2 separate regions of the Homo sapiens genome follow, and region 1 is linked to region 2. The links are chromatin loops, found by intact Hi-C in ENCODE. Cell type or tissue: uterus. All regions are shown on one strand. Each heading gives the region's core, and the rest is flanking DNA. Links, peaks and the distances in the headings are about the cores only.

Evidence for each region. Hi-C counts contacts between places; a loop is a spot of excess contacts. Peaks named below come from ENCODE experiments on the same cell type or tissue, not always from the same donor. Only the 100,000 strongest peaks of a DNase experiment are listed, where the experiment ranks them.
Region 1: it touches region 2 in a loop (5-fold over the local background); 73 of 110 quality-filtered maps call a loop at or near these places.

The regions. Positions count from the first base shown.
Region 1 is chr3:133,577,242-133,580,064 of GRCh38, forward strand. All of the region lies in intron 2 of CDV3 (CDV3 homolog), which reads left to right. Among named protein-coding and RNA genes, the nearest start is that of CDV3, 5.0 kb to the left of the region's middle. In uterus, for the core only: a CTCF peak has its summit at 1,549 (motif pointing left); no DNase peak of the experiment used is centred there.
Region 2 is chr3:132,725,394-132,728,154 of GRCh38, forward strand. NPHP3-AS1 (NPHP3 antisense RNA 1) reads left to right here. Exons shown (of 11, transcript NR_002811.2): 2 at 2,100-2,189. Among named protein-coding and RNA genes, the nearest start is that of NPHP3-ACAD11, 4.3 kb to the left of the region's middle. In uterus, for the core only: a CTCF peak has its summit at 1,116 (motif pointing right); no DNase peak of the experiment used is centred there.

The sequences.
Region 1 (2,823 bases), core at 211-2,710, 850 kb after region 2:
CTGAGAAACACTCCTTCCCATATGTTCTTCACTCAGATCCACCAGTCTCTGCTACATGTGCTTTATCTTTTTCTATTTCTCGGTATACTGAGAGCTGCAGATGTCACATTCAGTCTTTTTTTCTTTTTTTTTTTTTGAGACAGAGTTTCGCTCTTGTTGCACAGGCTGGAGTGCAATGGTGCGATCTCAGCTCACCGCAACCTCAGCCTCCCGGGTTCAAGCGATTCTCCTGCCTCAGCCTTCCGAGTAGCTGGGATTACAGGCATGTGTCACCACGCCTGGCTAATTTTGTGTTTTTAGTAGAGACGGGGTTTCTCCATGTTGTTCAGGCTGGTCTCAAACTCCCGACCTCGGGTGATCCACCCACCTCGGCCTTCCAAAGTGCTGGGATCACAGGCATGAGCCTCTGAGCCCAGCCAGATGTCACATACAATCTTAAAGTTCTTGACCCTGGTCCTTATAGTAGTTAGCATATTAGTTCTTTACCTGTACATTTGAAAGGGGAAATTTTTCATTAGCAGCAAACGTATTATATATTAAGATCCTATTTCACATTTACCAACCAGCTCAAGATTTAAGTACCAAGGTACTTAATGTGCCCAGTTTTGTGTCTGAATTAACAGATCTTATTCAAGGTCATGCTGTTATAGACAGATTCTTGAGAGGGAAGCCATTGAGGTGGTTATAAAGGAGGCTGTCATTTGAGTTAGATCCTTGGTTGTTTGTAGGCCCTGTAGGCCTCTTTCATCTCTATTTTTTCATTTTTTTGAGACAGTCTCACTTTGTCACCCAGGTTGGAATGCAGTGGCATGATCATAGCTCATTGTAGTCTTGAACTCCTGGGCTCAAGTGATCCTCCCACCTCAGCCTCCCGAGTAGCTGGGACTACAGGTGTGAGTTGCCACCCCTGACTAATCTTACTTTTTTTTTCTGTAGATGAGGTCTATTTTACCTAGGCTGGTCTCAAAACTCCTGGCCGCAAGTGATCTCAAAGCAAAGGAATCACACGCATGAGCTGCTAGGCCCAGCCACTTCCATCTTTAAAGTGGATTTTTGGGAGAATGTTAGAAAGATTTAATTCTTGAAGGTATACACTGTTGAGCATTTGTCACGTTTCAGTAAATAATTGAGTTCTTGGAGCCCAGTGGTTTTCTAGAAACTTTGGTGAGAAATCTAGACTTAAACCTTTTAGGTAGAGCTGGTTACATTATCCAAGGTGGATTTATTCTAGCAAATACTTATGTGACTACTCTGCTAGACACTGAGGTTCTCTGGTTGTAGAAATAAGTCATGCTGTAATAGACAACAGTAGATAATTTCAAAGAGATGTGCATGGTGCTCTGGGGCAGAGGAGAGACATTTCATCATCCATGAAGGGGTCAGGAAAGATTCTTTGGATGAGGTGCAGTGCCATTTTAAGCCTCCAGGCCAGGCATAGCTGATCAGGCCATGTGTATCTCCCCATTTTACTGTTGCAGCAATGCTAGGTATAATAGGGACAAACCTGTGGAGATGCCCGGTATTCCAGCAGCTCAATCCAGTCTGATTTTTGTTTTAGCTGCTTCCCCCTAGTGTTGGGGAAGGGGAGTTAGGATGTATAAATTCTCATGTCTCTTGAGGTAAAGAGATAAGGCTGTTCTATTCTTTATAAATATACTGCTGCAGGATGTGTGATCCTATCAGCCTTACTAAAGAAAATGCATTTCTCAAATCTTAGAGAATATTTTTGCATCATACCTTAGAGCTATAAAGGGGATAAAATGAATTAAAAGGTAATGTGAAATAATAGAGCCTCTAGAATCCCACACTATTTTGGCTCTGCTACTTTGTAGCCCTGGGGAAGGTACTTATGTTTCCTCATACATACATACAGTGGGTCTCTTGGCTGCCTTAGTGTTACTGTGAGGTTTAACTTTGTACAGTGGGGTGGAATGCTGCCTGCTGTAGTAGATATTCAGTAAGTCTCCCTTTTGTAGCATCATTATTCTCCTCACCTTACCAGTAGTGCCTTACAGACTTACACATATTTAAGACCGTATATGTGGAATTGTGATGAATTTACAGCAGTATTGTAGTGTTTGTTTATAAAATTTAGCTGATGGGAAGCTATATATTATATTTGGGTCAAACACTGAATTTCAGCCTGTCTCCCATGGAAATAACCGTTTGGAACGTGTTTCTTGTTCTGCTATGACATTTGGAGAGTTGATACTTTCTGAAATATGTAAAGATGAAAAAGTAATAAAATATGTAAATCATTTCTACCCTGCTAACTGGCATTTAGGCAAGCCTCTAAGCATCTCTGGGCTTCAATTCCTTCAATTGTTGGATGAAGAGTGTTTTTGGTTTGTTCGTTCTTTTTTTTTTTTGATAGAGTTTTTGCTTTTGTTACCCAGGCTGGGGTGCAATGGCGCAATCTCCGCTCACTGCAACCTCCACCTCCCAAGTTCAAGCGATTCTCCTGCCTCAGCCTCCCAAGTAGCTGGGATTAGAGGCATGTGCCACCACGCCTAGCTAATTTTTGTATTTTTAGTAGAGACAGTGTTTGACCATGTTGGTCAGGGTGGTCTCGAACTCCTGACCTCCAGTGATCTGCCCGCCTCTGCCTCCCAAGATGCTGGGATTACAGGCATGAGCCACTGCGCCCGGCTGATAAAGAGTCTTGACTAGACAATTTCCACATGTTTAGTTTAGCTAGTATTTCAGAATCTTAACCCAAAATACTTATTTATTTTTATTATTATTATACTTTAAGTTCTAGGGTACATGTACACAACGTGCAGGTTTGTTACATAGGTATATATGTGCCATGGTGGTTTGCTG
Region 2 (2,761 bases), core at 1-2,500:
GCCTCCCAAAGTCCTGGATTAGAGGCCTGAGCCACCGCACCCGGCCTGCCATTTTTTTTTAAATGGGATTGGTAGAATAAATATCATTTGGGTAGAGTAGTGTGTATTTGGTCTTCAGACTATGAATCTCACAATCACTTGGGACATTTGGTAAAAATTTGGGGACCTTGACAATTTTGCATGTTTAGTTACTTCCCAGGTGATGCTTATGTACTTTAGGATCTCAGAACACTGAGACTGCATAAAAATTGTGGCTAGGGATGATCTAATTCCTCGCTACTCAAAGCATGGTCCTCAGGCAGTAGCATCAACATCACCCTGAAGCTTGTTAATCAGATTCTCACATGCTATCACTGACCTCCTGAATCACAATTTGCAGATTAAAAAGATCTCCCAGGTGATGTGAATATAGATTAAAATTTGAGAAGCACTACTGTAGAAAAATGGTTCTTAACCTTGGCTGCACATTACCATCACCTGGAGAACTTAAAAAAATAAAGACTGCTGCCTGGGCCTCACCCTAGACCAATTAGATCAGAATTTCCAGGAGTTGAGGTCTGAACATCATTAATTTTTTAAAGCTCCCCAGCGGATTTTAATCAGTAGTCAAGGTTAAAAACCAATGGTTTCACCTCGGCCATCTCATTATTGCCAACATGTGTGTGATCCCCATTGGTAACCATCTCAGTATCTGTTTACATGTATACAGATTCCTCTGTGACCTTTCTTCGCAGTTCATCATAGTGAAGGCAAATGTAATTTTGACTATATCGATAGTATTGTGCTTCAACTTTAGAGATAGACATGGCATCACAAATGGTCATAATGTCCTGATAAAATTTATCACTTTGGAATAAATGACCTGTATAATTGGAAATGCTTCATTGAGTAACAGTCTTTGAAGACAAAGGAACTCTGCAAAAGGAAGGGATTCTAGCTCTCACCAAAATTGCCAACCTTCTCCCAGGCTGTTTAGTCCTGCTCAGTTCTACCAAGTGAACTCTGACTTCTAAAGTCTCCTACTACAAAGTCTGTAAGTATGACCCTAATTTTAGGAACTAATTAACAATAGGGGAAAACTGTGATCAAGCAGCTGTGATTTAACATTTCTACCATTAGGGGTCAGTGTAACTCAGGAAAAAAATAATTTGGCTGTATGTATTAAAAAGGATCACCTTGTGAAGACGACAGTCTGGGTGTTGCCTTCATTAACAGTCATCTACACTGCCTTACTTAGTTCCCATCACAAGTAATAACATGACTCTGGAAATTATTATGAAACAGACAAGAGTAGGATCAGCAAGCTTTTTCTATAAAGGACCAAATAGTAAATATTTCAGTCTTTAGTCTCTGTCACATTACTCAATTCTACCATTATAGCACAAAAGCAGCCCCACACCATACACAAACAAATGGCGTGTCTGCATTCCAGTAAAACTTTATTTTAAAAAACTGGTGACTGGTTGAATTTAGCTCACAGGTTTGCTGACCCCTGAACTGGAGGAGTGGTTCTCAAACCTGGATAATTACCTGGGGAGCTTGTTAAAAATGTAGAGCCATGGACCCCACATCAAGTCCACCGAATCCAAATGTTTTTAAGTAGAGCTCACATATCTGAATTTTTTAAAGTTATCTTTTGATTTAGAAGCAAATACTAATTTAGGAACCATTAGGACAAAATAAAGTTAACTTTACCTCTTAGGAAACCGTAAAGTCCACCTTGTTACAATGTTTTTAGTATCTGAATAACTATCCATGGTATAAAAGATATAAATGTGAAGCTTAGGCTTAGATAATCTCTATAACTACTCTGAAAGTACATCAATGAAAGGCTCATTCCTCTGTAAATGTTTGTATTAAGGCCCTAGTGTTCAGATTATTTTGGCCAGAGAACAACCCAGCCTGTCCTAACAGACAGAGGGGCATACTGAATTAAATTGAACAAGGAAGGAGAAGACATTGATGAAAACAGTAAAGGAGAAGGAAAAGCGATAAGAGAAATGCTGGAGTGCTGTGTAGTATCTCCTAAAAAAATGTCCCAAATGTTCAATAAGTTTACAAATTCTGAAAAACTTGCTGTGACCTATTTTTTTTTTCAGGAATTGGTGAAGAAGAGGAGTTTAGTGCCAAGGTGGGTGCAAGAGTGAAACAAAGGCAACACATCCACATGCACTGGACAGGGAAATGGGGTAAGAATATTTTAAATATGGGGTATCCATTCTTTTATGAAGTATGTGTTCTAACGATAGTGTTTCCCTGGGCTGTTTCCCCTTGGGCTAATCAAATATATGGATATATAGAAGGCCATGCTTTAAGAAGAGCTGCAATGGGTTTTGTTAAGAATACCATAGCCAATATGTTTACCTGTGGTCCTGTATAAAGCATACTGCACATTTGGGATATTTGTTTAACAAATAAAGGGGTTCTATTTCTCCATAACAGCCTCTAGGATGAAAGAAGCCATTTATTTCTTATTTGCTGAGAAATGTCCCTTTGTTTCTCAAATTCAAGGCTATTCTCCGACCTCTCTCCGCCTCTGCCTCATGTTCATCTGTGAAGTTGAATATAATCTTAAATTCTTCTATGGAGCCATCTATCCCAAACCTAGTAACCAGCACCCACTTCAGGTTGTCATTAGTGACTATTATTTTTTCTTACACTCAATGCCCACATGCCAGGATGAAGATGAGGCGCCATATTCAATTAGCTCCTATGAAGGAGAGATGAAGTCTTCACTACTGTATACATTTGAGATGTGCCT